Regions from separate parts of the Mus musculus genome. Here region 2 is linked to region 1. Evidence: chromatin loops called from intact Hi-C (ENCODE). Cell type or tissue: left cerebral cortex. All regions are shown on one strand. Each heading gives the region's core, and the rest is flanking DNA. Links, peaks and the distances in the headings are about the cores only. Region 1 holds the start of Olfr1346 (olfactory receptor 1346). Region 2 has its middle 20 kb from the start of Olfr1349.

The links. A loop is a pair of places that touch in the nucleus more often than their neighbours do. Peaks named below come from ENCODE experiments on the same cell type or tissue, not always from the same donor. Only the 100,000 strongest peaks of a DNase experiment are listed, where the experiment ranks them.
Region 2: a loop joins it to region 1, with 3 times the contacts of the local background. A loop is called at or near these places in 3 of 42 quality-filtered maps.

What each region holds. Positions count from the first base shown.
Region 1 is chr7:6,467,876-6,484,576 of GRCm38, forward strand. It overlaps Olfr1346 (olfactory receptor 1346), which reads left to right and starts at 6,237. Exons shown (of 1, transcript NM_146916.1): 1 at 6,237-7,178. The coding sequence starts at 6,237. The coding sequence ends at 7,178. Olfr5 (olfactory receptor 5) reads right to left here. Exons shown (of 2, transcript NM_146914.2): 2 at 12,341-13,279. The coding sequence starts at 13,279. The coding sequence ends at 12,341. In left cerebral cortex, for the core only: no CTCF peak of the experiment used is centred there; no DNase peak of the experiment used is centred there.
Region 2 is chr7:6,527,201-6,543,901 of GRCm38, forward strand. It overlaps the pseudogene Gm7587. Among named protein-coding and RNA genes, the nearest start is that of Olfr1349, 20 kb to the left of the region's middle. In left cerebral cortex, for the core only: no CTCF peak of the experiment used is centred there; no DNase peak of the experiment used is centred there.

The DNA of each region.
Region 1 (16,701 bases), core at 4,280-9,279:
GGAGACAAATATATTAGTTTTGTAATTCCAGGACCTATGCAGACAGTAATGGATAAGAACCTGCTTAGTGTCATCTCTGCTCTTCATTTTAATAAATCTCTGTAGCAGTTTTTTTTAAGTTGGCAGTATATCTCAAGCTGAGATTCATAAAATTAATTTGTAGGGTTAATAGCAGTATTAAAAGGACACGGAACAGAACATCTTCACTTATGTCTCTCATAAGTGAAGACACCATCAAATCTAGCTGTGTGATGTAAAGGTGAGTGCTATCTTGTTAAACTTTTTAAAATGTCCTTGGTGTCTATGTATGCATGCCATTGTGAGGTATTCACGACGGAAAACACTTTCTTATTCTTACCATGGTAAAAGTACTTACGGAGCATGCTATAGCTTGCCATCTCTAAGTCACCCAATGCATGGGACACAGGTAAAAGGTGAAAGCTGTGATATAGTAGTGTCTTTATGAACTAGGCATGATGGTGCATGCCTGCCATCCCAGGGCTTGAGAAGCAGAGGCAGATAATCAAGACTATATTTCACTATATAGTGAGTCTGAAGCCAGGACGGGCGACTTTCACTCTCCACTCATGCTTTGAAACATCTTTGACGCTTTCCAATTGTCCGGTACCATTTTCAATCCTGTCATCGTTCTTAAGAAAACCAGTCAGGGTCATACGGCATCTTACGTTATTAGAGAGGGAAGGTCATATAAAGAAGCTTTCAGGAGAAGTTATATCAGCTGCAGGGAGTATACAAGGGAAAGGAAGAGAGGGAAATGACCAAGGGATAAGTGGACCTGACGAGGAAATCAATGGAGGAGGAAAAGTATGTAGTGGAAGATTAACAGGCGCTAGTTTCAGAACCACGGTCAGCTCTAGGAGTCCAGTGAGGGGCTACAAGGCACCAGTCTCAGGAACCCAACACGGCTTCAGCAACAGACACAGCTCCAGGGCCCATTGAACTCTTGTTTCAGGTACAACACATCTCTGCTGGTGACACTGGTTAGGCTAAGGGGACCCATCCTGATTGGTGCAAAGTGTGGTGGCCTGAAAACACTTTTAGCAGCGTCTTTGAGTCTCACTTGGGTTTATTATTTTTAGAAGAAAAAGTATTGCTTTTGTATTTATAAACAATACTTTTAAATTAAAAATGATTTGAGTGTGTGTGTGTGTGTGTGTGTGTGTGTGTGTGTGTGTGTGTGTGGAGAACAGAGGACAGTTTGTGAGTCTGTTCTCTTTTTCCACCACGTGGGTGTTAGAGATCAAACTTGGGTCATTAGGCTGGGTGGCAAGCCTTTTTACTCACTCACTGGACCATCTTGCTGGCTTAACAATATTTTTCAGAATTTATCATCATCAGCATCATCATGTGTTTGTGTGTATAATGGGGGAGGGCTGCAGGCACACACATGCCACAGCATGCTTGTGGACATCAAAAGACAACCTTCAGAAGTCAGTTTTATCCTTGCCCAAGGACTCTGGGAATGGAAGTAGGATTACCAGGTTTTGCACGCCAAGCTCTTTTACCCATCTTTCCAGCCTTGGAACAATATGCTTTTAAGACATTTTTTTTTCAATTTTACTTTATATAATGATTAATATCAGTGCCATGGTTATCCTTTTTTCCCCCTCAGGATTAGTTTCTGAGATTGGTCACCAAGGATGCTAGCTAGACTCCCTCACTAACAAACTAGCATTCCATTATATAAAAGGGGCTTGGTATCACTTCTACCACTGAACATTTGCAGAGTTTAGATACCTTATTCTGGGCACCAAAATGTTGTGGTTAGTGTGACTTCTCATGAAGCAACCACATGCTACAATTTGTTAGATAAGGGTTACTTCATTTCTCACGAGTCAATACCCATCTAGGCACCCACCAGCCTGTAAAAACCCATATGGTAAAGCTCAATGTGCCCAAGTGTTCATATACAGGACATCTCTATGGGTGTAAAAACTGGTAACTCATTACAACTTCAATTTCCATTTCCTTGTTTTCTAATAAGATGAGACATGGTCCTAGCTTTAAGTTAATTTTGGTTGAAACAGGTTAAAATAGCCACTCTAAGATAGTGGCTCTCGACCCATGGGTTGAGACCACTCTGGGGGTCATTTACCAGATATCCTGCATATCAGATATTTATATTACTATTCATAACAGTGGCAAAGTTACAGTTAAGTAGCAACAAAATCATCTTTGTGGTTGGGAGTCACAACAACATAAGGAACTGCATTAAAGGGCCTCAGCATTAGGAAGGTTGAGAAATACTGTTCTAGGAGTCTCTCTCTCTCTCTCTCTCTCTCTCTCTCTCTCTCTCTCTCTCTCTCTCTCTCTCTCTCTGACTCTGCTTTTTGCACCAGTCAACCAATATCTTTATATATTTTATGGAGAAACCCTTTGTCAATAACACACAGTGGGGGCATTTTCCCAGCTTGTATCTTTTGGTGATCAGAATTTCTTTAGATCATGACATTTTCAAATTTTACAAGGCCGGTGTTTTTTTATATTTGTAATGTTTCTTCCTTTTATTGAAAATACACTCTTTTCTCAGAAAATATATTTTGATTATGGTTTCCCTTTCCTTTACTCCTCCAGTTCCTTCCACCTCCTCTTCCATCTGGACCCACTCCCTTTCTGTCTCCCAGAAAAGATCAGGCTTTTAAGAGATAAAATATAACAAAATAAAATACAATAGAATAAAACAAAAACCATTCATTGGACAGGATAATCCAACAGAAGGAAAAGATCCTAAGAGAAGTCACAAGAATCTGAGATCCATTCATTCACACACTCAGAAATCTGGTAAAAACACTAAACTTCAAGATATATATTTGCAGAGGATCTGGTGCATAACCGAGCAGGCCCTGTGCTTGCTGCTTCAGTCTCTGTGAGTCCATAAAATCTTTGACAAGACAGATGTTTTAAGGGTTCTTCCTTTAGTATTGTTGTTTTATGTACATCAAAGGCTATAAATTCATGCTAAAATTTTTCTAAAATTTTAGAGATTTTTGTTTTGCATAAACATTAAATTTTGGCAATTTCATACATGTGTACAATGCTATGAATATGTTCACCCCAGCTGCCCTCTCTTGTCCCCCTCCCACTCCTGACTGCTCCTTAATTTCTCACAATTAGGCCCTTCCTATTTTGGGGTCACACTTTATGTTTAGTTCTATCTTGCATAGGTAGCCATAGCTGTGTCATTGTTCTGGATTGCACTATCCGGATGCAGGCAGCAGGTCAGAGGATTCCTCCACATTTCCCAGCCTGGCAGTCTTTCTCCCTATGTTTTGCTAATGCTATGAGGGACTTCTCTGGCAGAGAAGCTTATTATTCTGCAATATGTGGAGGTAGATACAGAAATTCTTAGCTCCTCAAATGCTGGGGATAAATGACTAGTGAGTGCTCAGCCATGAGCAGGAAGTCACATCACATTTATATTTTTATTTGATTAATGTTTGAGCTTTTGGTGTATGTGTGTGTGTGTGGGGGGCTTTTTCTTGTTTTTATTGTTTGGTGTGGATAACTGATTATCCAGGCACAGACTTTCCTGACCGACGTGGAGTGGTTTCCCACAATTTCAACACTGAGTTTACTTTCTTTCTTGTCATTCAAGAATAAATTAAAACATTACTTTCCTGCCCAGTGAAGTGTTCTCTTAGTCTTAAAATAGCCTCCTCCAGGCCTGGACAACTATATGCATTGTTGGCCTGCAATATTTCTTTAGCAGCCATCCTCTGGCATTCTCTCAATGTGTGTGTGTGTGTGTGTGTGTGTGTGTGTGTGTGTGTGTGTGTGTCTGTGTGTGTGTGTCTGTGTGTGTGTGTCTGTGTGTCTGTGTGTCTGTGGGGGGGCATAAGTGTGTACATAAGTGTGTGCATGTGTGTGTGCATATGCATGTGCATTTGTGCATGCATGCGGAATTGATATTGGGTGACTTGCTAAGTCTCTACTGTAGTTTTGGGGACAGGGCCTTCCACTGACCTGTGGGATACCAGTTTGGCTAAGCTACCTGGCCAGCAAAATACAGGGATCCATCCATTTCCTCCCTAATGCCAGTGCTGGAGTTGAAGCTGCATACTGGGTATCTAAACTCAGGCCCTCATGCCGGCGAGACAGACACTTTAATGACAGATATTCCCCTAGTGCCTACTGTCTAATTTTTACATTTGACTCTATTTGAGTTTTTAAATCTCTCATTACCTAGAATATTAAAATATCAAAAGATTGCAAACACCCATCCCCCCTCACTGTTTTATTACAGGAATCTGGTAGAGGTCATACACTAGACATTTGCTAGTTAATAGGCACAAACACTGTACATTTGATACTGAATCCCATGGCATCAGTAGCACAGAACAGGACCTGTCATCACTTCTTTGACCATGGTATTTACTGTTTATGAACAGTCCTGTGTGTGCATGGTTTGATCAATGCCGAAACATTTAAAGTACTAACACACACCCGATGCTTATGTTTCAAATATTCTTTATACCCTAAGTTATGCTCAATATGCCTAGTTTCTTTCCTTTACAAGACTGCTGGGTATGGAAGAGATAGCATACTGGTATATGAGTGATTGCTAAGCAAGCATGAGAACCCACGTTTGTATATGCAGAGCATAAAAAGTCTAAGGTGTTAGGTGCCTGTAATTCCAGCATGGAAAGGCAGAGACAGGTGGATCTTTAGGCTTGCTAGGCTAACCAAATCTGTGAGCTTACAGTTCAGTGAGAAACCCTGTCTGAAGGCAAAATGGTGGAAAGTGATAGAGGAAGGCCCTTATATTGTACTATGGCCTCTGCATATACACTCACAGATGCACATGCACACTCATGTGCATGCAAAACACACATGCACAGGCACACACATGCATGTACTGACACAGAGACATACACACCTATGCATGTGCATACACACATATGCATATATGAACACACAAAGATTTGAATACACACACCCACTATTCTTGAAGGATTTCCTATACCCAAGCTCTATGAGTTTCAGTTACTATATTGTTCTGATAAAATGAGGGGCTGGAGAGATGGCGTAGTGCTTATGAGCTCTTGCTGCTTTTGCAGACCCAGACTGGATTTTCAGCACCCACATGGCAACTCACAACCATTCCAAGTTCCAGGTCTTGGTGATCCAATGCATTGAAGTGACCTTTGTAGGCACCAGGCAGGCACATGATGCACGTATATATGTGTAAGCCAAATACTTATATACCTAAAATAAATAAATAGATCTAAATGGTTCTCCTCTGTCCAACATAGTCTGCACTCATGAAAATTGTCACGAAAAGATTATACTATACTGGTATCTATCTATCTATCTATCTATCTATCTATCTATCTATCTATCTATCTATCTATCCTTTATAAATGATGACAGTTAAGAGAGATATATACTCAGAAAAGACAGTTGTAAGTCTTATTTGAAATAGAGCATACAACTTCTTGGGAGGGTTTTGAAGAAAGAACCCTGACCCAGAAATGATCATTTAAGGTCATTAAAAGCAAGAAAATATTCCTTATTTTATAAAACACAGGCTCATCTATTGCTATATTTAAATATCAGGAAGGGTTTGGGATGTGGTTAAGCACTACAGATCTTATGTAAGATGAGCAAAGCCCTGGTTCAATTCTCAGCTGTGCAAAAACCAAACCAAACCAAACCAAACCAAACCAAACCAAACCAAACCAAACCAAACCCAAAACTAAACATTCACAAGACCTAAGGGCTTTGTGAGGATGGATTTTATGGTTTAATTTCTTTTAGATTTATTTGTTTTATATTATATGTATGATGGTTTTGCCTGCATGTGCATGCCTGCTTCTCTCAGAGGTCAGAAGAAAAAACTCACCTGGAACTGGAGTTACAGATGGCTATGAACTGCCATGTGGGCGTCAGGAATCAAACCCAGGTCTTCTGCAAGAGCAGCCAGTGCTTTTAACAACTGAGTCATCTTCAAGCTCCTTGGCTCTGTTTTTACCAATGCAGTAACTGGGGCTCACAAATGCTGGATATCTTTCTTAGAATTTAAGTCTCAGTAAGTTCCTGTGTGTGTCAGTTTTCTGTTTCTGGTTTTGTAATTTTCCAGTTTCTCCTTATTGCTTTGCCTGCCACAGGTCAATCCCTTGCTAAGTTGGTTCAACTCTAAGAAGATTTAACCATAGCTACCTTTATACTTTTGAACAGACCAGTGTATTTATAAACCCATTTCTTTCTTCACTTAGATGGAGAGATCTCTACAACTGGCCAATAGGTCTGATGACCAGGATTTTATTCTACTGGGTTTGTCTGCCAGTAAAGACATCAAGGACGGCCTGTTTGTTATATTTCTGACTCTCTACCTGCTGATCTTCCTAGAGAATATGTTAGTTATCTACCTCATCAGCAGTCACCATGAGTTGCTCCACAAACCCATGTACTTCTTCTTGGGCAATCTCAGCTGCCTGGAAATGTGCTATGTGTCAGTCACCATGCCCACCCTACTCGTGGGCCTGAGGTCCAGCCCTTACCATGTGTCCTTTTCATTCTGCATGGCTCAACTGTTTTTATTCATGTCTCTCATTGGCACCAAGTGCACCCTCCTGGCCTCCATGGCCTATGACCGCTATGTGGCCATCTGCTGTCCACTGCACTACTCAGTGATCATGAGGCCCCAGGTCTGTTGGGGATTGGCCTTGTCCTCCTGGGTGGGTGGACTGTTGGTTTCTGCGATCAAGACCACATGCATTGCAAGTCTGTCCTACTGTGGCCCCAATGTCCTCAACCATTTCTTCTGTGATGTCTCCCCTCTGCTCAATTTGTCCTGTACCCATGTGGCCCTCACAGAGCTGATCGACTTTATCTCAGCCATCATCATCTTCTGTGGGTCATTGCTGGTTGCTCTGGCCTCTTATGTGGCTATTGGTAGGGTACTAATCAAAATGCCTTCAGCAGCTGCGAGCCACAAAGCCCTCTCCACCTGTGCTTCCCACCTCCTTGTAATGGGTCTTTTTTACTCTGTTGTCCTCTTTATGTATTCCAGGCCCAGTCATGTCAAATCCACAGACCTCAACAAGGTGCTGTCAGTCATCTACACGGTGGCTACGCCCATGTGCAGCCCAATCATCTACTGCTTGAGGAATAGGGAGGTCCATGCAGTGTTGAGGAGAACCCCTTGTCTGTGCTGAGATTCTCTCTCTTCTCTCTCTCTCTCTCTCTCTTTCTCTCTCTCTCTCTCTCTCTCTCTCTCTCTCTCTCTCTCTCTCTCTCTGGTTTTTCGAGACAGGGTTTCTATGTGTAGCCTTGGCTGTCCTCGAACTCACTTTGTAGACCAGGCTGGCCTCGAACTCAGAAATCTGCCTGCCTCTGCCTCCCGAGTGCTGGGATTAAAGGAGTGTGCCACCATGCCCGGCTCTGTGCTGACATTCTTGAGAGAGCTGATGTCCTTTCTCTCCTTGTTTGGAAACCAATTCATGGCCAAATACACATAAAGAAATTCCAAAGAAACATGATAGATGTTTCTAGAACATTTTATAAAAGGACTTCTTAGAGACAACATGAAAAATAGGAATATTGCAGGGGCTGACAGGATGGCTCAGTGGGTAAAGACAGTTTCTCTCAAGCCTGATGACCCAGGTCCCCAGGACTCACATTATAAAAGGGTGGACTGATATCCACAGGTTGACCTCTGATTTCACACATGCATGGTGGCATGTGTATACTCCAATATACAGACAGACAGAAAAAAAGTGTCTTAGGGTTACCTTTGCTGTGATGAAACACCACGACCAAAGCAACTTGGGGGCAAAAAGGGTTTATTTGGCTTTCACTTCCACATTATTGTTCATTATTGAAGGAAGTCAGGACAGGAACTCAAATAGAGCAGGAGTGGATACAAAGGCTGCTTCCTCATCATGGCTTATACAACTCAGGATCACCAGCCTAGGGGGTGATACCACCCACAATGGGCTGTGCCCTCCCACATTCATCATTAATTAAGCTTCACATGCTTGCCTGCAGCCAGATCTTATGGAAGCATTTTCTCCTCTCAGATGACTATACTTTGTGTCAAGGTGATATAAAACTAGCCAGCACAGAAGAAAAAAAAAAGAAGGAAAGAAGAATGGAAGGAAGGAAAGAAGAACAAGTGGAAGGAAGGAGACATTCCTGAATAAAAACAAAATAAAAATAGTTGTGAACAGGAATATCAACAAAGAAATATATCTGCCCAGTAAATGCCAGAAAGGTCAAAATCTTGTCTATTAAATACAAACTTGAAAGAAGGTTATCATTTATTCTTTGCATTCAAACACACATATGCTACATATATTTGTAAGTAGAAATAGTGAACAAAATATACATTTATGAATGGCTACTGCAAAACTGACATTTGGAAATGATACTATACAAATAAATATTTGAAATTATTGGAAATAACTCAAAGATCCACTTAAAGATTATTTACATTTATAATATGCACATTGTGAAAGGATTAAACTGAATCTGTCATTACTGACATGGGGGAGTCAGCCCAGGTAGGTGGTTGAGTTGAAAATAAAAGAGACAATTACATGATTGTGTCATTCTTATAAGACAACAATGGCAATGATAGTGATAGGAGTAACTATTTACACTGGTATGTGTCTAGAAAGGGTTCTGAGACAATATATTATATATTATAATTAGCTGCTGCTAGAACTGTTTTGTTAATGAACAGGACCATGAGAAACCAGAATTTTCTATTTTATATGGTTACTATTTTGCATTAAGTTGGCATTAGCTTCATAATTGAATTAATAAATGAATTAATTAAAAGAGGAAATAAGCTATATGTGGTGGCTCATGCCTTAAATCTCAGTACTCTGGAGGCAATATTTTGTGAGTTCAAGACCAGCCTGGTCTACAAAGCAAGTACCAGGTTAGCCAGGGCTACATAGTAAGATGTTGTCTGAATCAAAAAGAGAGAGGAAATAGAAATAAAAGAATGACCTTGACTTAATGACTTGCTCATCAAACTGGAAGATTTTGGAAATTTTATTTTAAACAGTAATTTGTGTTGACAGTCACTCAAGAGAAATGGGTATGTTCTAACTATGTTTATGATATGATTACATGATTTTAAGAGGGGGAAAATGAAATATACTCCTTAGCCTCACTGGCTCTAAAACTGACTTAAAAGTTGCTCATTCTCAAGTTCCCACGTCTGCGCAATACGCCGTTACCGTCCCCCTGCATTTCCTGTAGATAACAGGATTCAGGTTCTCATGCTCACAGGCCCATCTCCTCAGCTCTGTCACTGACATTTTTTTCATGAGACGTAAATAACCTTTCTAATGACATCATAGTATTCCATTGTGTGGGTGTTCTGTACACAGACAACCTGCTGTTTGTTTCTCTGTATTTCTAGACAGTCCCTCATGTATCCCAGGCTGGCCTCGAACCCACTATATAGCTGAGGATGACATTGGAGTATTTTTCCTCTCTCTACCTCTGAACATGATACTTTGAATAGAGATGCTTTCAAGTAATTTTCATTAAAAACATAAACCTTTATGAACTTTTCTCATAGCTGGGTGGATGCCTACCTACATTCTATATTATTTTCTGGATAAAAGTTACAATGATGTTATCGCAGAACCCATAAGGTTTGTAGTTTTTCATGCATATGATCAAATGTTCCTCAGAAAGTATCCAGACAGTTTGATTAACGTCTTTCATTGCTACTAAGATTTGTTTTGAAAATGTTCTCATTCACTTTTAGAATTTGACTATGTGCACCCTCAAAATGGGCTCTGCTAATATTGGCAGGCATCCACAGGGCATATCTTTAAACTTTTAAAAATAGTAACTGAGTGAACAGTATCTGTTGTTTTAAGTAAGTCAGTTTTTCTCTGAGTGAGGAGAACAATGACTTCCCTTTGGTTCTGGCCTGAAAGGGTCAGAGCAGTTAACTGGGGGAAAGTTCAAGGGCCGTCCCTCCTGAAAGGGAGGGATGTCCTAACATGACTTTCTGTGGGCCAGAGTTTTTCCTTGTTCCTAGTCAAGAGTTAATATTTACCCGGAGAGGAGGATGTCCTTGGGTCTGCTGATAAACAATTCCTTCTTCTGAAGAGTGTTCTTGTTATGAGAAAATGACTCCCAAAATGATAATATTGTGTGCCAGGTGCAACTAAGTAAAAATGTAATTTTTTGAGCAAAAATTGCAAAGTCATATCCCATTTTTATAAGCTGAAGAAATCAGTAAAGCTTTGCTACTTGCCACCAGAGCAGTAGTCCGTCTGTCTCTTTAAGGCGTTCTCGAAGCTGGTCTTTGTCATCTGAGTTCTTCCAAAGCAGAGACTCCATTTAAAATACTGCTGTAGGGGCTGTACTGATGCTCAGTAGTAGTCATATACTGCTTTAGCTTCAGTTTCACTTCCCAGCCACCCACATCAGACGACACAACCGCCTGTAACTCCAGCTCTACACATTCAGCTCCCACTTCTGATCTTTGCAGGCATGCATACATGCAACACACACACACACACACACACACACACACACACACACACACACACACACCCCTCCTGGGAGCTTGGCCTGTGCTCCGACTGCTACAGATTTAGCTCTGAGATCAGATGCTCAGCAGGCCAGTTTGCCTGTTTCTCCCAGCTAGCTTTGCCAAGCCACCAACAACTGCCCAGGCTCTTCTGTTTCTCCTCCTGCCCACTTAACCCCATGGTTGGAAAACACTAGACAGTTTTATTATTTTAAAATTAGCCAGATAACACAATGCCTGGGTAAAGAATCTCTGGCCCTAATCTTATCAGCTAATAGCTAGCCTATTCCAGACATCTTCGGGTGGTGGAGGCCACCATCACCAGCCACCAGCCACCCAAGATCTTGCATGGTTGTGTATGCCTCCTATCCCAAAACCTGGCCAAAAAGCCCTTCTCCTTCTTTTTGTCCATTCTCTTCCTCCTGGGATCTGGAAACCCCACTTTTCCCCCTTCGCCCAGCAACTGGCTTCCATTGTCTTTATCGACACACTCAAGAACCAATTAGGGACACAGATTTTAGTATCAGCTCCTCCCCCTACACAAAACAATAACATTAGCAGTAGCAAAAAAAAAAAACCCAAAACAAAACCTTTTCTCCGTAAGAGGTAGAAAGGATATTACAGGTGGGGAGTGATGAGGGGTGCTGGAAAATGATATATTCTGGAAGTGATAGGCCTTTGTACTCAAGAATTCTCAGAAGCTATGGTTTCAGGACAAGATAAATCCAGTCAATAATTACAGCATGATTTGGGTGGATCATTAGGCTTCTTCAATAGCGGTAGAGAGCTATTGTCAATTGATGCCTGTTATAGGAGAGTATGTCATTTTTCTTTAGGGATGTGGACCCTGCTAGCTTGCTCATGCTCATTCAGGCAGTACTAGTTGAGGTCAGAGGAAGAAGGAAGAGTAATGAAGGTGGAAAGATGGAGTTTTGGGGACATAACAATGAGTGGGAGGGTGGGGTTGATATAATCAAGATACACTGTAGACATGAATGTGGCTGTTAAAGAATAAATAGAAGTCTTTTTTAAATTTTTTAAATGGTATCCACAGAGGTTGGAGATACATATCAGCTGTTTAGAGCACCGACTGCCCCTCCACAGGCCCCATATTTGGATGTCAGTGCCCACATGTTGGCTCACAACTGTCTAACCTTAGTTCTAGAGGATTAGTTGCTACCACTGGCCTCTGTCACTCACATATGACATGTACGTGTCACATGTGTACATGTATACAGATAAATGCAGGAAAATACTCACGCACAAATGATAGCAATGATAACTTTAAAAAATTAAAAAGCTGCATTAGACCAAAAATTTTCAGCTGCATTAGACCAAAGATTTCCCCCAAAGCAGAATCAACCCATGTGTTCATTAACTGGTAAAGGGGGCATCTCACAACATAATGCTACTTAGGTACAAAGAGAAATAAATCTATGCAGCAACGTACACAGCTTTCAAAATATGTCAGTCACAATAGCCACATATGGCATAAACTCATTATTATAAAATTTCTAGAATCTATGGATCTACAGAAACAGAGTATAGGCTGTAAGTTTCTTGGGGCTTGAAGTAGTCACTGGTGGATATTAGGAATGATATCTAATAGGCCTGAGTTTGCCTTGGGGGCAAAGAAAATGTTTTGGATTGAACCCTGGTGATGCCTGCATAATTACAAGGAAGCAAAGAAGAAAATACTGACTGCATTGTGTTTAAAATTATGAAATTTATGGTGTGAGAATTGTATTTTAATATAAAAATAGATATTGGTAATTTAAGATCCCTTCCCAGGACTCAGTCATTGGGTCAACTTCAGGACCAGTGCATGGTTCTGTGAAGAGCTACTTGGACCTCCTTGTTCCGCAGACAGTAGATAACTGGGTTGCACATGGGGGTGACCACTGTATAGATGACAGACAGCACCTTGTTGAGATCCATGGCTTCTATGCGTTTGGGGCGGGCATAGATGAAGATAGTGACTGAGTAGAAGATGCCCACCACGACCAGGTGGGAGGCACAGGTAGAGAAGGCCTTGTAGCGGGCAGTGGTAGAAGGCATGCGCAGAACTGCCCTGCCAATAGCCACATAGGAGGCCATAGTCGTGAGGAAGCAACCCCAAAGGATGACAATGGCTGAGATGAAGTCTACCAGCTCTGTGAGGGCCACATGGGTACATGACAGGTTGAGTAATGGGGAAACATCACAGAAAAAATGGTTGAGGACATTGGGGCCACAGTAGGACAGGGTGGCAATGCATGTTGTCTTGATCATAGAAACCAATAGCCCACCTAGCCATGAAATCATAGCCAAGCCCAGGCAGACCTGGGGCCTCATGAGTACTGGGTAGTGTAGTGGGCGGCAGATGGCCACATAGCGATCATACGCCATGGATGCCAAAAGAATGCACTCTGTGCCCACAAGGACAATGAAGAAGAAGAGTTGGGTCATACAAGCTATGAAGGGAATATGGTAGAGTCCATTCCATAGCCCCATGAGTAAGGTGGGCATGGTGACTGACACATAGCACATCTCCAGGCAGCTGAGGTTGCCCAAGAAGAAGTACATGGGCTTGTGGAGCTCTTTGTGACTGCAGATGAGGTAGATGATGAGTGTGTTCTCCAGGAGGGTCAGCAGGTAGAGAGTCAGGAAGACAGCAAATAGGGCATCCCTTATGTCCAGCCTAGTGGACAATCCCAGCAAGATGAACTGCTGAACCCTGGTCATGTTGGCCAACGCCAGGGACCTCTCCATCTGTAGAGAGACAAGCCAATTGTTATTATCATCTGTCCCTCAAAAGCATCGTAGTGAAAGTAATTAGAGGGATGTTCACAGTACTTTACACCTCTAGTGGTCATCTCCAGGGACCTCTCCATCTGTAGAGAGACAAAGAAAATTGTTGACATTCTTTCCCTGGTGATACATGGTGATAAAAAAAAAATTGGAAAGATGTTAAGAGTACTGGGAGATCTTCAACACATTTGTCAGTCTAACATCTGTTGGAGTTCTTACAGAAAATTTATAGGACATTATGTGAATATGATATCTCACTCTTATTGAATCTATTACTTCATACAGAGTACCTAAGCAGTGGGAGAAACATGCATTGTGTCCCTGAATATATATCATAACCAAGCAAGTGAATCAATGGATGGGAAACTCCTCTTCCAAATAAAAATTAAATAATGGGCCAGGTGTGGTGGTTGTTTAATTCCAGCCCTTGGGAGGCAGGGCCAGGCAGATCCCTGAATTGGAGGCTTGCCTGGTCGGTGCAGTGAATCCCAGGTCAGCCAGTGAGATTGTGTCTAATATCTATTAGATTATATACATATAATATATCCACAATGTATGCATCTATTATATATTATATATGTATATGCTTACATATGTATATTATAGATACATTATACACATATTCATGCATACATGACAAATATATACATATATCACGAAGATAAAAAATTATATCCTACTTTGTCAGTTTTATGTAGTCTTTTTGGCCATGTTTTGTTTTCTTTCAATAAGTGACACATGCATAAGACTATTATTCTAAGCCAGGTGGTTGTGTTGAACACCTTGTATCCCAGTATTCCAGAGGCAAAATTAGACAGACCGCTGTGAGTTCGAGGCCAGTCTGGTCAACAGAACAAATTCCAGGACAGCCAAATCTACCCAAAAAACTCCTATCTTAAAAACCAACCAACCAAACAAACAAAAATAAACCAGAGCAAAACAAAATAAAACAAAACAAGAAGGTACTCTATAAACCCTAGAGCAATAGTCTCGTTCCTTATTCCTTTTTTCCTCCTCTTCATCTTTTTCTCCCTGCTCCTTTCCTCCTTTTCGATTCTTTCCAGAAAACTGTAAAAGACTCTGTCCTTGACCTTATTTTACAAGAAAGACGCTATAGATCATAGCACTAACATGGGCCTAGAGGAACCACTCTGTGCTTAAAGCAGCTTGCTCCCGAGTCTGACAACCCAAGTTTGATCCCTGGCCCTTTCCCAAGGGGGAAAGTGAGAACAGATTTCTGAAAGTTGTCTTTGGACTTCCACACAGATGTCATGACACAGGTATACATGTGATACACACACACACACACACACACACACACACACACACACACACACACACACACTTACACATACTCTACATCCTTCCTTCCTACCTTCCTTCCTTCCTTCCTTCCTTCCTTCCTTCCTTCCTTCCTTCCTTCCTTCCTCCCTCCCTCCCTCCCTCCCTCCCTTCTCTCTTCCTTTCTTTTTCTCTTTCTTTTAGAGGTTAAGAGCACGATTTTTTCCTTTTTTTATTGGATATTTTCTTTGTTTACATTTCAAATGTTTTCTCTTTTTCAGGTCCCCCTTCACAAACCCCATATCCCCTCTCCCTCCTCCTGCCTCTATGACACCCACACACTCCTGTCTTCCTGCCATGGCATTCTCCTACATTGGGGCATCAAGCACCCTCAGGCCCAAGGGCCTCTTCTCCCACTAATGTCTAACAAGGCCATCCTCTGCCACATATGCAGCCAGAGCCACGTGTACTCTTTGGTTGGTGGTCCAGTCCCGGGGAGCACTGGGGGTCTGGCCGGTTGACACTGTTACTCCCTCCATGGGGCTGCAAAACCCCTCAGCTCCTTCAGTCCCTTCTCCAACTCCTCCCTCAGGGACTCTGCTCTCAGTCCAATGGTTGGCTGCAATCATCTGCCTCTTTATTTGTCAGGCTCTGGCAGAGCCTCTCAGGGGACAGTCATACCAGGCTCCTGTCAGCAAACACTTCTTGGCATCCACAACAGTGTCTGGGTTTGGTGACTGTATATGGGATGGATCTCCAGGTAGGGCAGTCTCTGGATGGACTTTCCTTCAGACTCTGCTCCACACTCTACATTTTTCATTAGAGATTAAAACTCAATTAAAATGACCTGCTCTAAATTGTACAACCAAGATGGGAAATGGGATCAAGTCTCTGGATAATTCAAGCCCCTGTCCAGCTCAAGAATAAAATAAAATAAAATAATATAAAATAAAATAAAATAAAAGAGAAATATTATGGATATGGGACAAAAAGAAGCTGTGAGGGATAGAAGATGACAGAAAGGGGGAATATTATCAAAGAGTCTCTCATTGTTATTTCCTCGTCAGTACCATTCTAAATGGCAGCAGCAGAAGCATCAATTGATTTAACACCATGGCACTAGTAATAATCACGATGTACTACGCTCTTCCTTGTCTTTGTCTTCACTTCTCAAATTTTAGCTCTTTAGAGCTTCATGAACCTTTATCAAGATGTTTTATCACTGCATCATCACAGCAGACACTGGGACTGAGAAGAATCATACTCAAGACATGGGAGAGGGAGTGAATGAGAAGAGCTGGTTTACAAACTGGGTTCTCACTAAAGTTCTGTGTCCTGACATTTTAGGTACCTGACAGCAAGTGAGCGAAAACGTGAAATATGGTTTACATGCACACTGGAGGTTTATTCAGTTGTAAAGGAGAATGAAAGAATGTTCCTCCCAAATGTTTTAACTGGAGATCATCGTGTTAGGTGAAATAAGTATTGAATATTTCCTCTCACACATAAAATTCAGTAATAAAATATAATGGTGGATACATTAGGAGAAGTAGGGAGGAGAATCACAGGGAAACAATTTTTTTGTTTTAAAAAATGCCATGATGAAATTGAATACTAAGATTTTATTAAAAAAAACCCTATAGAAGCCAAATATTTTATAGGTCTATCAGTTGACCATTGCAATATTGCCCACATTGCAGGAGATGACTCCACACCCATGTGCATGTGAGTAACACTGCTTGGACTTAGTGGGCTATTTTTTTTAAGAGATGAAGATGGAAGGAAGATCTATTGAAGGGACTGGGTATATTACAGTGAGAGAGTGGGGGTGGATATGACCAAAGCATTATATTCATGCCTCAAACTTAAAAATATCAAAATTAGAAATAAAGTTTTAATGGGAGCACTCTGCATGGGTAGATAGTTCCCTTTGAAGCTCAAGATTAAAATAAAATAAAATAAAATAAAATAAAATAAAATAAAAGAGAAATATTATGGATTTGGGACAAAAAGAAGCTGTGAGGGGTAGAAGATGACAGGAGAGGGAGAATATTATCAAAATATATTATATGCACATATGGAAACCAAATACCAAACCCAGT
Region 2 (16,701 bases), core at 5,543-10,542, 61 kb after region 1:
GACCAAGCTGGGGAAGTCTTGTGGAAGATCTGGGGGAAAGACTGGGGAATCTGGAGGGGATAGGGACTCCACAAGATGAGCAATGCAGTCAACTAACCTGGATCCTTGGGGGGCTCCCAGAGAACGAATCACCAATCAAAGAGCACACACATGCGGGACATAGGTCTCCAACATATGTGTGCAGCTTGGTCTTCATGCAAGTCCCCCCAAAACTGGAGCAGGGGCTCATGCGGACTCCATTGTCTGCCTGTGGATCCTGTCCCCTAACTGGGTGGCCTTGTCTGGGCTCAGTGGCAGAAGATGTGCCTATTCCTGTAGTGACTGAGGTGTCTGGGTAGGTTGATACTGGGGGGGGGGGTGTCCCTCTTCTTAGAGGTGAAGGAGAGAGGCCGAGTGGTGAGGAGAGGACTGGGACAAGAGGGGAGCTGCAGCTGGGATGTAAAGTGAATAAACAAGTAAATTAATGGAAAGTATAAAACTTAGCGACACAATAGAGAAATTGGGTGCCAAAGGGCTAGTTTAGCTGGGCTTGCACACTTTGTAAAATGGGACATAACTGGACCCGACCTGTGATGTGTTATTTTGATTGGCAAGTTGCCTGGACTTAGATAGACCTCTTGGTATTTCTCTGAGGATGTTTTCAGAGAGGTTTAACTGGGAGAGGAAGGTTTCATCTCTTCCTACTCCCTGGACCAATGCGGCTAGATGCCTTCCACGCAATGATGGAATACATAAGCCAAAACTAATCCCACCCTTCCTCACACCGCTTTTGTCAGACATTTTATCAAAGCAGTGAGCAAAGTGACTCGTTGGCTACCTTACTGGATTCTTGTGAAAATTAAATGAGATATCAAATGGGCAGTCAGGAAGTTAAGAGCTGAGTGGTGGCCATCACTACAATTATTATGATCACCACATTATTCCCAAACAAGGAGTTTAATGGCTTGAATGAGAAATGTTCCCTATAGGGCTGTATGCTTAAATACTTCCCTCATGGTATTCGGGGAGGTTATGAAACCTTTGGGATGTGGAGCCTTGCTGGAGGAAGTGGGTCACTCAAAGGGGGTGTTGGGAGTTTGTAGTTCTACCCTACTTCTAGCCCACTCTGTCTGCCTCCTGTTTGTCATTGATCTCTCAGATCCTGGTTCTGCTCTCCTGCTGTTGTGCCCCCCACCCCGACATTATGGACTCTCCTTTTAGAACCATAATTCAAAATTCTTCCATGAGCTGCTTTGGTCATGGTGTTTTATCACAGTGATGGGAAAAAGTGAAAGTGCATGGAGTGAGCAGCAACCTGTTGGTGGGAGCACTGGAGAAAGCAGGGCACACACACATTGCACCCACACACAGGTATGTATTGCTCACACATAAATATGGAATAAAACCATTATGCTCAAAATCATCTTTTGGATTTATCATGACATTGTCCCTTGAGTGTCCCCAGAAGGGTTATTTCTGGAGGAAACTTTTTGAGGGATTTGTTCTTGGCTCCTCCTCCAATGCCTGGAATGGGGATAAGAATGTCTGTCTCATATTATAACCACATAACAGCTGAATACATAATGTCCTCACTGCAGATGCTGGGATGGCGGCTGACAGTTTCCTCTGAATCAAAGCATTTCCTCCATGAAGGAACAGAGAGGTTTGAAGACTCAGGGAGTAAACAAACTCACACGGCTGGGATGGCTAAAACTTACAAGATCCAAAAGGGCCACTCAAGGTTAATGAAACAGCGATCTGCCACTGGCAGACGAGACTCCGACTGGCTGAGCTGCAGAGGAGAGAATCTCACATCGGTCAAGGTTGCTGTAGGCTGTGCAGAGAGCTCCAGTGATGTGGGTTTTGGGGGAGTCATCATCTCTGCCTTTCAGCAATGTGCTGGTTTTGAGTCTCCCAGATTCCCGAAAGTAACCCCTGACCCAAACTCACGGGCTCATCAAGTTATATTCTGGTAGAAGTGTTACATTTGTTTGTTGTGGGCTTTCTGTATGGGTGAGTAGATGTCATAAAAAGTGTCACACTTATCTCTGTTTGGAACAAGCAAAAGAAACTTACTCTAAGTACTACCATTTTGTTTTCAGACTCCATTGAATCATAGGGAGAAACTAAATTTAAGGTCCCACACCCTAGGGGAGTTGGGGACTTCCCAGTAGCTGAACAGCTTCTATTGTAAAGGGAACGGTTGTCTAAATCCAGACATCTCAAGGACAACCTCTCCATCTTGCTGGCCAGGGTCAAACTAAGTTCATATTCCCAGGCCTAGGAACCTACTCCTATCCTGATTGGTGGAAACTCCCTTGCTCAAACCCTTATGTCAAATACAATGCTATGGTCCACCCTGCTCTCCCTCATTTTATGGTTTAATAAATACCCATTTAAACATCCTGTACAGTGTCCCCTCATGGTCACAGTTCAGCTCCTGAGTCTGTTTTGCAGCCCTGATCAAGCAGCAGCAGCTTGATCACAATAAATTTTTGTCATCTGCATTGACCTGGTGTTTGAGTCATGTTGCAGTCATATTGGATTTAAGCAGACCCTACAATAGTCCTGAACCTTCTGCAGTTAAGTGGCAGATCTTCCATTTTCTCATGCTACAGTCTCTCTGAGCTTCCAGAATGGGGGGATGACAATTCAAAATAATGAGACCATTTTGCTCACTGACTTTTTTTTTTAAAAAGACTGTAAATCTTGATGATGGAGAAATGTCTTCCTGAGTAACAGCAGTGGCCCCTCTTCCAAATGGCCCATATTTAATTCCCAGCATTCACACCACAGATCATGACTGCCTATAACTCCAGTCTCAGGGGATCTGATGCACTCTTCTGACCTCCAGGGGCACCAGACACACACGTGGTATACAAACATACATGCTTGTACATACAGGCAAATCACCATGTACATAAAAATAAATAATAAAAAATTTAAAACATTGTAAATCTTGCCCAATATGGGTTACGCTTATGTAAAATATCTGGTTTGATAGATGATTGGGGCTTCAAAAAGGCAGGTTTACCCCATTATTAGAAAAATAATTGTTAGTGTATAGAAAAAGGCCTCATACTACCTTAGTTGGGGTTTTAGTGCTGTGAAGAGACATAACCAAGGCAACTCTTATCAAAGCAAACATGTGATTGGAGCTGGCTTCCAGTTTTCAGAGGTTCAGTCCATTATCATCATGGCAGGAAGCATGGCAGTGTGCAGGCAGACATGGTGCTGGAGAAGGAGCTGACAGTTCTACATTTTGACCCAAAAGCAGCAGGAGACTGTCTTCTGCAGGCAGCCAGGGGGAGAGTATCGTCCACACTGGATAAAACCTGAGCATAGGGAGAAACCTCGAAGACCACCTTGACAGTGACAAACTTCCTCTAACAAGGTCACACCTACTCCAACAAGACCACACCTCCTGATAGTGCCACTCCCCATAGGCATGAGTCTATTGGGGAAAACCTATTCAGACCACCACATATATCTACCATAAAGGTGGAGTCAAGGGATGCAGTGATGGCCCACTAGGTAAAAGTGCTTACACCAAGCCTAATAATAATCTCGGGGACCTACAGAAGTAGCTAATCTATAAACTATCCTCTGATCTCCACATTTGCACCATGGCACATTTGGACCCCCCTCCCCCAAATAAATAAATAAATGAAAAAAGAATACATATCAATCAAAATAAATAAATAGTAACCAAAGTAAATATTTGTGTACATGTCAGAAACACGAAACACACTTTACCTAAAATCAAAATGGCTTTTGGAGAGAGAAAGTGATGGATGTGAGCCCCATCAATGACTGAGATTCTGACTTGAGGAGATGCCCTTGCACAATCAGGCATCATGACAGGCTTCTCTGAGAGATTCTAATACAGCTGTGAAGATATAAAAAGCACAGAGATCCAAAGCAAACCGCGCCTTTGTATGAAACACATGGTCTCTGTTATAGATAATTGAGTGGTGTTGGGGCTCTGTGGGGCTCTCTTCTCTCTCTCTTTTTTTTAAATCTTAGGTAGACAGGATGACTTGCATAAAGTAAAAAAAAAGCTTTATTATTTTTAATGGTTTATCAAGGATCAAACCTAAATGAATCAGATTCAAATTCTAAATTTTGAAATTGCTTCTGTCTCCTGACACTTTGCTGAAATTGTTGATTATTTCTAGAAGTTTTGCAGTGGAAGTTTTGGGACCTCTTATGTATTCCATGTCATCTGCAAATAGGGTATTTTGACTAATCTTACTTGTATCTCTTTTCCTTCTCTTGTCTTATTTCTCTGTCCAGTGCTTTAAGGACTGCATTGAAGAGGAGTGGAAAGAATGAATCGCTCTGTCTCATTCCTGATTTTAATGGGATTGCTTTGAGTTTTCTCCACTTCAGTTGATATTGGATGTTAAGGGGCTGGATCTCCTTGCTTAAACCAAAGTAAAAGGAAAGTGTTAGTGAGAGACCAGAGGTAGAGGGGCAGTTATTTCCTTTCAGTAGGAGCAATGGTGTCACTGCTGCGGTACTGTCTCGGTTACTACTCTATTGCTGTGATGAGATGTTGCGCTGCTAATTAAGGTCAAAGTCTGACTTTACTGGAAAGCCCCAAGCTTGGTGCAAAATTGTAGACCTCCTTTACCAGCAGGGCTTCTCCTTCTCTGACCTTGTCTGGAGAACTTGAAACCTCCACACACCTTTTTACCTGTGGAATGTCATATTGCTTAGATCACAGGCTCAGGTTCCTTTCTCCCTATAAGAACTGGCTCACCTAGCACCTGAGATTCTTGGAATGTCTCTACATGCTAATGAGGCATCTCGTTATCTTAGCTTTCAGCCAATGAACTTTGCCCACCCTGGATATTCCTACCCCACTTCCCTAAAACTATATAATCCTTGATTTACCAGATTAAAGTTGATCTGTCTCCCCAAAGCTGGACCCAGTGTGCCATTATTACCTTTTGTAAAAGGAGTTTTATTGGGTGGGACAGATCTGGCTGCCTGTGTTGGTGTTAATAACCAACACATGTGTGAATCAGGACACGATGTAAAGTGAATGTAGTAGACAAGGAAAGACAATACTATGATATCTCACTTATATGCCGAGTCTACACAGCAGAAACTACAGAAGCATAGGATGGAAAAGTGTTTACAGGACACTGCCATATTGAGATTTAGTTCAAAGGATGGAAAATTTCAGGTAGACAGGAGAATTTCTAAGACAGGGCCAGTGGATCAGTGAGTAAAGTCACTTGTTGCCAAGTGTGAAATCCTGAGTTTATTCCTGGTGGAAGAAATGAACTGACTATAGTGGGCTGTCCTCTGACTTCCATGTAAGCCCAATGATAAACAAACATACCACACACACACAACAAATAAATGTAAAAAGAATTAATGAAGCATATCTTAAATGTCATCATTCCAAATATGATAAATAACTGTATGTTGAATAGTTCTACTGTTTCACAATGCCATAAATATCAAACCACCACATTGCATCTCATTAATATATACAATTTTGTCAACCTTAAATATTTCTTTTTTATTATTTATTTTTATTTTGAGGAAAGTCAGCCTCTGTCAAGATCAATCAGGAGAAAAAAACAGTAATTTGTTAGGAATCGTGCATTCCTTTAAAATTTCAAAGCATACCTTCCATCTTTAGAGTATTATAGTAAACATTTTTGGCTGAAGCCTAAGCAATCAAAAGGTCCGTATTGACAACAGCATTTATTACCCAAAAGAATTCAGAAAAGCAGCAGATTTTGAGATACTTTCTTGGACTAGAACTGGTAACTTGAAAAAGTAGTTTCAAAAGGGCAGGTAAGTTTTTCTTCCCAGGCTAAAATACTGGACTCTTTGAACAAGTCCGCTATTTGTTTCTTATATAATTAAGACTTTTTTTTTAAATTAAGACTTTTTATATCAAACATCTTTAAAATGCTGTTTTCTTTTGACAACACTTTAGTGAGATGCTTTGTAAGAGATCCAATAAGCCATAAACATGAATAATATTAACCTCTGCCACTTGGAAGCAGAGATCAGTAGGCTGGTCACTAAATAAAATGAAAATATTACCTAAAGTTTCTAAGGCACACAGGTATATACAATATCTAAAGTGGGATTTATTTGGTGGACCGCAATAAGTTCTCAGAACATTTGCTGTAACTCAGGTAGAAATAGGCAAGAATTCACACTAGTCTGTAGTCCAAAAGGGTATTTCAGCTAAAATATGTCAACTCTTACATCTGCAGTGGCTTAAGGATGATCAGTGATGTGTCTCTGCAGCTTCTTCAAGCTGAAGTACAGTGCTCAATGCTTGAGAGGGTTAGGCAAATTCATTTCCCTTTTGTTCAACAATGCCTCATCTCCACTATGTAAAACCTGGTCTGCAGCCCCACTATCCAATATCTGCCTTATGTTAGGTCTCACTTCAGGGCTATTACACAAAGTGATTACGTTATAAAAGGCCTCCAGATCACTCTGTTCAAAAGTTACAGATGGTTTCAGTGATGATCCAGGAGCAAGGGAACTTCCTCCAACGATTCTCAGGTGGATAAATTTGATTTTCCAACTATTTTCCACAAAAGAGCTATGGATAAGTCCAAAAATTTGTTCAAATGTCCCCAAACAAGAATCTCCTTGGTGGACAGTCCCTGCAATTCCAACCATAACTAATCCATGAGGAGAAGACACACATTTTAGTCCTTGAGAATCAAGGTTGGGGTTGAGAGAAAGAAATTCCTCTTTCACTAATGACAATTTCTGCTCTGTGGTAGTCTGTCATGCTTTGTTCTGATGTGTTATAATAAAACCTAAGCTGGACATCATGCCAGAAGTGCTGTAGGCCACATTCATCTTGAGGTGGTCCCAGAAAAGGATTCTGAGAATTAAGAACTTCAAAGAACCAGTGACAGAATTCTCCTAAGTGATGATAATCAACCTTTTCCGCTTCTTTCTCTTCTTTTGTCTGCTGTTCAAAGAGCTGGATGTCCTCTGTCTCTGTAACTGGCTCTGCTGCCTCCTTTGGATTTGGTGACTCTTCTTCTGAGTAACCTTGTACATACTGAATAAGATTGTGATTTTCAGTAGTTGGAGGTACAACCACCCCTTGTGTTACCAAATACTTAAATATGACTTCTCAGTGGACTTTTTTGAGCCTCAGAAGTTCTTCTACATGTTGGCTACACACTAATATTGCACAAATAGCATCTTGGAGGTCCACAGGCTGCACTAGGTGGTGGTGATGGTGTCCCAAAGGGCCATGATCTCATCATTGTCCAGCATGCCAAATAGGTTTCGGCATCCCTCTGACTCTAAGTGGCTAAGCTCCGACATCTTGACCCCGGCCGATGGGGGCAGAGGACGCTCATGGACCGTGGGCTGGCCGGTGAAATATTTCTTTTTTTTTTCCATTTTTTATTAGGAATTTAGCTCATTTACATTTCCAATGCTATACCGAAAGTGCCCCATACCCACCCACCCCCACGCCCCTACCCACCCACTCCCCCTTTTTGGCCCTGGCGTTCCCCTGTACTGGGACATATAAAGTTTGCAAGTCCAATGGGCCTCTCTTTCCAGTGATGGCCGACTAGGCCATCTTTTGATACATATGCAGCTAGAGTCAAGAGCTCCGGGGTACTGGTTAGTTCATAATGTTGTTCCACCTATAGGGTTGCAGATCCCTTTAGCTCCTTGGGTACTTTCTCTAGCTCCTCCATTGGGAGCCCTGTGATCCATCCATTAGCTGACTGTGAGCATCCACTTCTGTGTTTGCTAGGCCCCGGCATAGTCTCACAAGAGACAGCTACATCTGGGTCCTTTCGATAAAATCTTGCTAGTATATGCAATGGTATCAGCGTTTGGATGCTGATTATGGGGTGGATCCCTGGATATTGCAGTCTCTACGTGGTCCATCCTTTCATCTCAGCTCCAAACTTTGTCTCTGTAACTCCTTCCATGGGTGTTTTGTTCCCACTTCTAAGGAGGGGCATAGTGTCCACACTTCAGTCTTCATTCTTCTTGAGTTTCATGTGTTTAGCAAATTGTATCTTATATCTTGGGTATCCTAGGTTTGGGGCTAATATCCACTTATCAGTGAGTACATATTGTGTGAGTTCCTTTGTGAATGTGTTACCTCACTCAGGATGATGCCCTCCAGGTCCATCCATTTGCCTAGGAATTTCATAAATTCATTCTTTTTAATAGCTGAGTAGTACTCCATTGTGTAGATGTACCACATTTTCTGTATCCATTCCTCTGTTGAGGGGCATCTGGGTTCTTTCCAGCTTCTGGCTATTATAAATAAGGCTGCTATGAACATAGTGGAGCATGTGTCCTTCTTACCAGTTGGGGCATCTTCTGGATATGTGCCCAGGAGAGGTATTGCTGGATCCTCCGGTAGTACTATGTCCAATTTTCTGAGGAACCGCCAGACTGATTTCCAGAGTGGTTGTACAAGCCTGCAATCCCACCAACAATGGAGGAGTGTTTCTCTTTCTCCACATCCACGCCAGCATCTGCTGTCACCTGAATTTTTCATCTTAGCCATTCTGACTGGTGTGAGGTGGAATCTCAGGGTTGTTTTGATTTGCATTTCCCTGATGATTAAGGATGTTGAACATTTTTTCAGGTGCTTCTCTGCCATTCGGTATTCCTCAGGTGAGAATTCTTTGTTCAGCTCTGAGCCCCATCTTTTAAGGGGGTTATTTGATTTTCTGGAGTCCACCCTCTTGAGTTCTTTATATATGTTGGATATTAGTCCCCTATCTGATTTAGGATAGGTAAAGATCCTTTCCCAATCTGTTGGTGGTCTTTTTGTCTTATTGACGGTGTCTTTTGCCTTGCAGAAACTTTGGAGTTTCATTAGGTCCCATTTGTCGACTCTCGATCTTACAGCACAAGCCATTGCTGTTCTGTTCAGGAATTTTTCCCCTGTGCCCATATCTTCAAGGCTTTTCCCCACTTTCTCCTCTATAAGTTTCAGTGTCTCTGGTTTTATGTGAAGTTCCTTGATCCACTTAGATTTGACCTTAGTACAAGGAGATAAGTATGGATCGATTCGCATTCTTCTACACGATAACAACCAGTTGTGCCAGCACCAATTGTTGAAAATGCTGTCTTTCTTCCACTGGATGGTTTTAGCTCCCTTGTCGAAGATCAAGTGACCATAGGTGTGTGGGTTCATTTCTGGATCTTCAATTCTATTCCATTGGTCTACTTTTCTGTCTCTATACCAGTACCATGCAGTTTTTATCACAATTGCTCTGTAGTAAAGCTTTAGGTCTGGCATGGTGATTCCACCAGAAGTTCTTTTATCCTTGAGAAGACTTTTTGCTATCCTAGGTTTTTTGTTATTCCAGACAAATTTGCAAATTGCTCCTTCCAATTCGTTGAAGAATTGAGTTGGAATTTTGATGGGGATTGCATTGAATCTGTAGATTGCTTTTGGCAAGATAGCCATTTTTACAATGTTGATCCTGCCAATCCATGAGCATGGGAGATCTTTCCATCTTCTGAGATCTTCTTTAATTTCTTTCTTCAGAGATTTGAAGTTTTTATCATACAGATCTTTCACCTCCTTAGTTAGAGTCACGCCAAGATATTTTATATTATTTGTGACTATTGAGAAGGGTGTTGTTTCCCTAATTTCTTTCTCAGCCTGTTTATTCTTTGTATAGAGAAAGGCCATTGACTTGTTTGAGTTTATTTTATATCCAGCTACTTCACCGAAGCTGTTTATCAGGTTTAGGAGTTCTCTGGTAGAATTTTTAGGGTCACTTATATATACTATCATATCATCTGCAAAAAGTGATATTTTGACTTCCTCTTTTCCAATTTGTATCCCCTTGATCTCCTTTTGTTGTCGAATTGTTCTGGCTAATACTTCAAGTACTATGTTGAAAAGGTAGGGAGAAAGTGGGCAGCCTTGTCTAGTCCCTGATTTTAGTGGGATTGCTTCCAGCTTCTCTCCATTTACTTTGATGTTGGCTACTGGTTTGCTGTAGATTGCTTTTATCATGTTTAGGTATGGGCCTTGAATTCCTGATCTTTCCAAAACTTTTATCATGAATGGGTGTTGGATCTTGTCAAATGCTTTTTCTGCATCTAACGAGATGATCATGTGGTTTTTGTCTTTGAGTTTGTTTATATAATGGATTACATTGATGGATTTTCGTATATTAAACCATCCCTGCATCCCTGGAATAAAACCTACTTGGTCAGGATGGATGATTGCTTTAATGTGTTCTTGGATTCGGTTAGCGAGAATTTTATTGAGGATTTTTGCATCGATATTCATAAGAGAAATTGGTCTGAAGTTCTCTATCTTTGTTGGATCTTTCTGTGGTTTAGGTATCAGAGTAATAGTGGCTTCATAAAATGAGTTGGGTAGAGTACCTTCTACTTCTATTTTGTGAAATAGTTTGTGCAGAATTGGAATTAGATCTTCTTTGAAGGTCTGATAGAACTCTGCACTAAACCCATCTGGTCCTGGGCTTTTTTTGGTTGGGAGACTATTAATAACTGCTTCTATTTCTTTAGGTGATATGGGACTGTTTAGATGGTCAACTTGATCCTGATTCAACTTTGGTACCTGGTATCTGTCCAGAAATTTGTCCATTTCGTCCAGGTTTTCCAGTTTTGTTGAGTATAGCCTTTTGTAGAAGGATCTGATGGTGTTTTGGATTTCTTCAGGATCTGTTGTTATGTCTCCCTTTTCATTTCTGATTTTGTTAATTAGGATTTTGTCCCTGTGCCCTTTAGTGAGTCTAGCTAAGGGTTTATCTATCTTGTTGATTTTCTCAAAGAACCAACTCCTCGTTTGGTTAATTCTTTGAATAGTTCTTCTTGTTTCCACTTGGTTGATTTCACCCCTGAGTTTGATTATTTCCTGCCGTCTACTCCTCTTGGGTGAATTTGCTTCCTTTTTTTCTAGGGCTTTTAGATGTGTTGTCAAGCTGCTAGTATGTGCTGTCTCCCGTTTCTTCTTGGAGGCACTCAGCGCTATGAGTTTCCCTCTTAGAAATGCTTTCATTGTGTCCCATAGGTTTGGGTACGCTGTGGCTTCATTTTCATTAAACTCTAAAAAGTCTTTAATTTCTTTCTTTATTCCTTCCTTGACCAAGGTATCATTGAGAAGAGGAAATATTTCTTTAATGATGCAAAATGAATGACAGAATGAATAAAGAAATTGGAAGATAATTTCCTGAGGTTGGCAGATCGTAAAGGATGTTCGATCCCTGAATCAACTCTGATCCTGAAGAGCCAAGGCTGAGGCTCTATACTGACCCCTTAATCAACATTCTTGCTGCTGATTGGCTGAAGATGATCCCCTGAGCTAATTAATATCTCTGAGCCTAATTGACTGAATCTAAACAGTGACACTCCATTGTTGAGCTAATTGTTGCAGTGACAAAATATTTTAACAAAAATCAACTGGGAAGAGAAAGGGTTTATTTTAGGGCACCAGTTTAGGTTATGGTCCATCATTGTTGGGAAGGTATGATATCAGGAACTTGAAATATCCAGTCACATCTACAAATGAGAAGACAGAATAAATGTATCCATGCCTGTTTATGCTCAGTTTGATTCCTCCAAGGAATCAAGGGTGGAAGAGAAAAATATGACTTCAACAGTGGAAAATAGATTCTTAAGAGGGAGCTGGTAAATGTTCCCCATAGAAAGTACATGTGTAATATTGGCAGGATGACTCAGTGGGTAAAGGTACTTGCCACCAACTTGACAACCTGAGTCGGATCTTCAGGAAGGCAAATTGTATTTCTGACTTCCATGTGTGCAACAGCTCCCAAAATTAAAAAAAATAATAGCAAATGATTAAAAATTATTGTACAGAGAGAGAGAGAGAGAGGCTATTGATACAGAATCTATATACAGAGCAGGAGAGAACTGTAGCTGCTTTGTTCATGAGGAGGGAAAGTCATTCACTAACTTTGTAACATGATGAAGAGCTCAGAGATAGGAACATGGAGGTTTCTGGTTAAGTTTGGATACCTGAAAACTGTTCCCCAGAAATCATAATTGTATTAAGTTTTGAGGAATGAAGACTATGTCTTTCTGGAAATTTGTAGTAGAATTCCTATTTGAAAAGACAAGATCGTGTTCTGGTTCTATTTCTGTTGCAGTGACAAAATATTTTAACAAAAATCAACTGGGAGGAGAAAGGGTTTATTTTAGGGCACCAGTCTAGGTTATGGTCCATCATTGTTGGGAAGGTATGATGTCAGGAACTTGAAATATCCAGTCACATCTACAAATGAGAAGACAGAATAAATATATCCATGCCTGTTTATGCTCAGTTTGATTCCTCCACTCTTAAACAGTTCAGGGCTGTCTGCCTAGGGAATGATGCTACCCATGGTGACCGGGGTTTTTTCACATCAATTAACTTGAAACCCCCACAGTCATGTCTACAGGCAAACCCAATATTGACAGTCCTTCACTGAGTCTTTCCAGGTGATTCTAGGTTGTGTCAAAATGACAATTTGCCCATCACACACATTTGGAAGAAAAACAAATGATGCCTATTGAAATAGGATCTAGAGAAGAAGAGAGATGGAATAACTTTATTAGTGTTTCTGGGGAGGGGGAAACTAGTCATTATCTGTGTAACATGTCAAAAGGCTTCAGTGATCATAAGAACATGGAGGATCGGCAATTGAATCCAAGTTTATATATAAAAGATCATTATCACAATGAAGTTGGCTTCATTCTAGAGACTCAGGAGAGATCCAACATAAGTAAATCAATAAATGCTACCCATTATATAAGAAGACTCTAGGACTGAAATTACCAGATTATCTCATTAGATGCAGAAAAAGCCTTTGAAACAATCCCAACAAATCTTCATATAAAAACCATGGAGAGGCTAGTGATGGAGAGAACACACCTCAACATGATAAAGGCTACACACAGATATATAGCTGGCACATACCAATTATAGAAAAACCTTAAAGCATTTCTACCAAGATCAGGAACAAGGTAAGGATGTCCAGTCTCCATTCCTAGTCAATATAGCACTTGATGGCTCACCAATAAGAGAAGAGAAGGAAATTAATGGGGTGTAAATAAGAAAAGAAGTCAGTGTATCCCTATTTGGAGAAAGCAAGAAATAAGAAGGAGCCAAGGGCAGAATGTTATGAAGAGTCTGTCTCCAGTGACCTATGTTTTTTCAGGAAAGCACCACCTTCTAAAGGAGTTTCTAGAATTTCCCAAAAACAGTGCCACCATCTTTGAACTTATGAATTTACTCATGAGCCTGTAAAAGATGGTTCATAATTAAAGCAGAACATGGTACTTCAATTTCTATCTCTGAGCTTTGAAAGTTCTAGGAGAACCTGTCTCTATACGGTTCTTATGAGAATCAAGGCAACTAGTTGGTACCAAGGCACCTAAATGCTCAATAAGTGGGATCGATGACCAATATTATTTGTATCCATACACTACCTTGTGTGGTAGTTTGAATGAGAATGGCCCCCAAGCTTATATGTCTGAATACTTTGTCCCCTGTTCGTGGAACTGTTTGAGAAATTGGGCGTGATCTTGTTGAGGGAGGTGTGTCACTGAGGGTGGGATTTTAGGCTTGCCAGGTGTTTTCTCTGCCCCTTGCTTGTGATTTTTGAGAGCTCTAGGCTGTCCTCCCTGCCATGCCCTCACAGACTCTAACTCTCTGAAATCATAAACTCATTTAAGTGCTTCCCTTTTAAGCTGTATTGGTCATGGCATCTTATCACAGCAAGAGAAAAGTAACCTAATTATCCTTTATGTGGATGTGTTTATTAGCTTCCAGTTTGCCATCAGATGGTAATATTGATTCAGGAAGAGACTCCATCTTTCTCATGAAGTATGTCCAGTTTCAAGTGAGAGGTCTTCACTGCTCTTGGATACAGTTATGGAAGGAATGTTTAAGGTTGGGCTACTTGGAGGCATTGAGCTAACACATGTTCTTTCTACATATTTTTCCTTATCCATTTCTCTCTCTCTCTCCCTCTCTCCATCCCTCCCCCTCCCTATGTTTGTTCATGTGTGTATCATGTGTGTGTGGTCCCATATGTGTGGAGGTACAGGCACCCATGTGTGTGAACCTATGGATGTCATAGGATCATACTCAATCCATCTTCCAACTCATTAACTGAGGTAGGATATCCTAGTTAGGTTTTGATTACCGTGGTAAACAGCATGAGCAAAAGCAATCTGGGCAGGGAAGAGCTAATTTCATTTTATTCTTCTCAGTCACAGTCCCTCACTGAGGGAAATCAAGGCAGGAATTTAAAGCAGGATTCTGGAAGCAGGAACTGAAGGGGAGGCTGGAATGGGAGTGCTGCTTGCTGAGTTGCTCTTCATAATTTGCTTAGCATTACTTTTTCACAGCACCCAGGACCACTTGCTCAGCTGTGACACTGTTCATTACGGGCTGATTCAATCATTAAAGAAGAAAATTCTCCAAGGCTTGCCTACAGGCTAATCTGATGGAGACACTGTCTCTTCCACCTTTCAAGACAACCCTAGCCTATGCCAAGTTGACAAAAATAACATCCAGCACACCAGATCTCAGTCAAATCCAGTCATTTGCCCAGATCACTGATATGCCTAGTTCCCTAGCTACCTTGCTCTATGGACTCTCCTGTTTCCTGAAAACAGAATTACAGGTAGGGCACCAGGACCACCCAGCATTTATTTGCATTCTGGGCATCAGAACTCAGTTGTCATGTTTATGGGGTGTGGTAGTTTGAATAGGCATGGCCCCCACAGACTCATGCATTTGAATGAGTGGATCACAGTGAGTGGCACTAATATAAGGTGTGGCCTTGTTGGAGATGTGGCGCTGTGGGGGCAGGCTTTGAGTCTCAGATACTCAAGCTGGGCCTAGTGTGGCACACAGTCTCCTTCTGCTGCCTGTAGATCAAGATGTAGAACTCTCAGCTCCTTCTCCAGTACCATGTCTGCCTTGATGCTGTCAGCCTTTCCACCATGATGACAATGGATTAAACCTCTGAAACTGTAAGTCAGTCCCAATTAAATATTTTCTTTATAAGAGTTGCCATGGTCAAAGACCTTTTTTTTCCTATTTCTAATGAAATGATCATGTGGTTTTTGTCACTGAATCTATTTAAATGATGAATAACATGAGCAAAGCTTGGTGGGTCGCATAAGAAATGAGCCGAAATCCTGCCATTGCTGTTTGACACTAACCAGGGATTGGTGCAGCCAGTGGCATGCATCTATTGCATTGAGTCCCCACTGCCTATTCCTATGCTGATCCCCAATACTCATTCTCCAAAGCTCTTTCACCTGAGCTGTTCTCTCTGGTCACATACCACCTTTCCAGGGAAGCCTCTCTTGATCATTCTTTACTGCTGTTGATGATTTATTTATTCCCCCCCGCCCCGCTCACAGCACCTGTATCCTACTACCCCCTTTCTAGAGTTCAAAACTTGCTTTAAGAGAAATTTCAGGTTAACAGAGGAGTGTGAAGATAGTATAGACTATTCCCATAAACACCTGAGCGTATGACATCCCACCCGTACACAGCACATTAAATACAATCAGTAACTCAGTAATGACATTTATGCAGATTTTCTTTGATCTCACCTCACATGCTTCTGCTCTGGCATCTCATGACACCTGTCATTTAGGTGTCACATCTCCTCAGGCTCCTCTGGGCTTTTGGGTTGAGTGATGTTGACCAGTCTGAAGAACATTGTTCAGATATATTATAAGATGTTGTTTCTCTAATGCAATTTATCTGGTTTTGTTCCATTGTTAAATTGAGGTTGGGGTAAATGTACTTGGGATCTATGTTCTGGGCAAATATCAAATACAGACCATAATTTAATGAAATATAGCTGCTGTGCTGTGCATTAGAAGCCCAGAACTTTAAAAATTTTATAACCAAAATCTTGTACCTTTTCACAGACATCACTCCAGTCCACTCTATCATACTTTGTTACTGTAATCTCATATCTAAAAAACTTATTCACAGAAACATCAAATTTTAGTGTCTTGCTTATTTCTCTTAACATGATGTTCTCGAGGCTTGTTGGAAAGATTTGCTTCCCGCTTATTTCTGTGTGCACACACTTCATGTGGGTGGATGGGTGCAGGTGAACATGTGTTCATGGAAGCCAGAAGTGACATTTAGTATCTTTTTTAAAAGATTATTTATTTATTTATTTATTTATTTATTTATTTATTTATTTATTGGTTTTTTTGAGACAGGGTTTCTCTGTATAGCCCTGGCTGTCCTGGAATTCACTTTGTAGACCAGGCTGGCCTCAAACTCAGAAATCTGCCTGCCTCTGCCTCCCGAGTGCTGGGATTAAAGGCGTGTGCCACAACGCCCGGCTTTCATTTATTTATTTATGTGTGTGTGAATATGCCTTCTGCAGAGGGAAGAAGATGTGTCAGATCTCTTGGGGTTGGAGCTGCAGGGAGATGTGAGCCACCCAGTGTTTGTGCTGGAAGATGCATTTGGTGCTCTGTAAAAGCAGTAAATGCTTTTAGCTATTGGGCCCTCATTTTAGTCCCTGGCTAGTTTGGGGGACAAGGCCTCTCACTGAGCCCTGAATTCGCTGATTCATCTAGACTGACTAGCAAGCATGCACCAGGAATCCTCCCACCTCTGATTTCCCAATACTGAGATTGCAAGTCATTACTGCTGTAGTCATCTTCTTACAAGGTGTTGGGGAGATAGCTCAGATCTTCACGCCT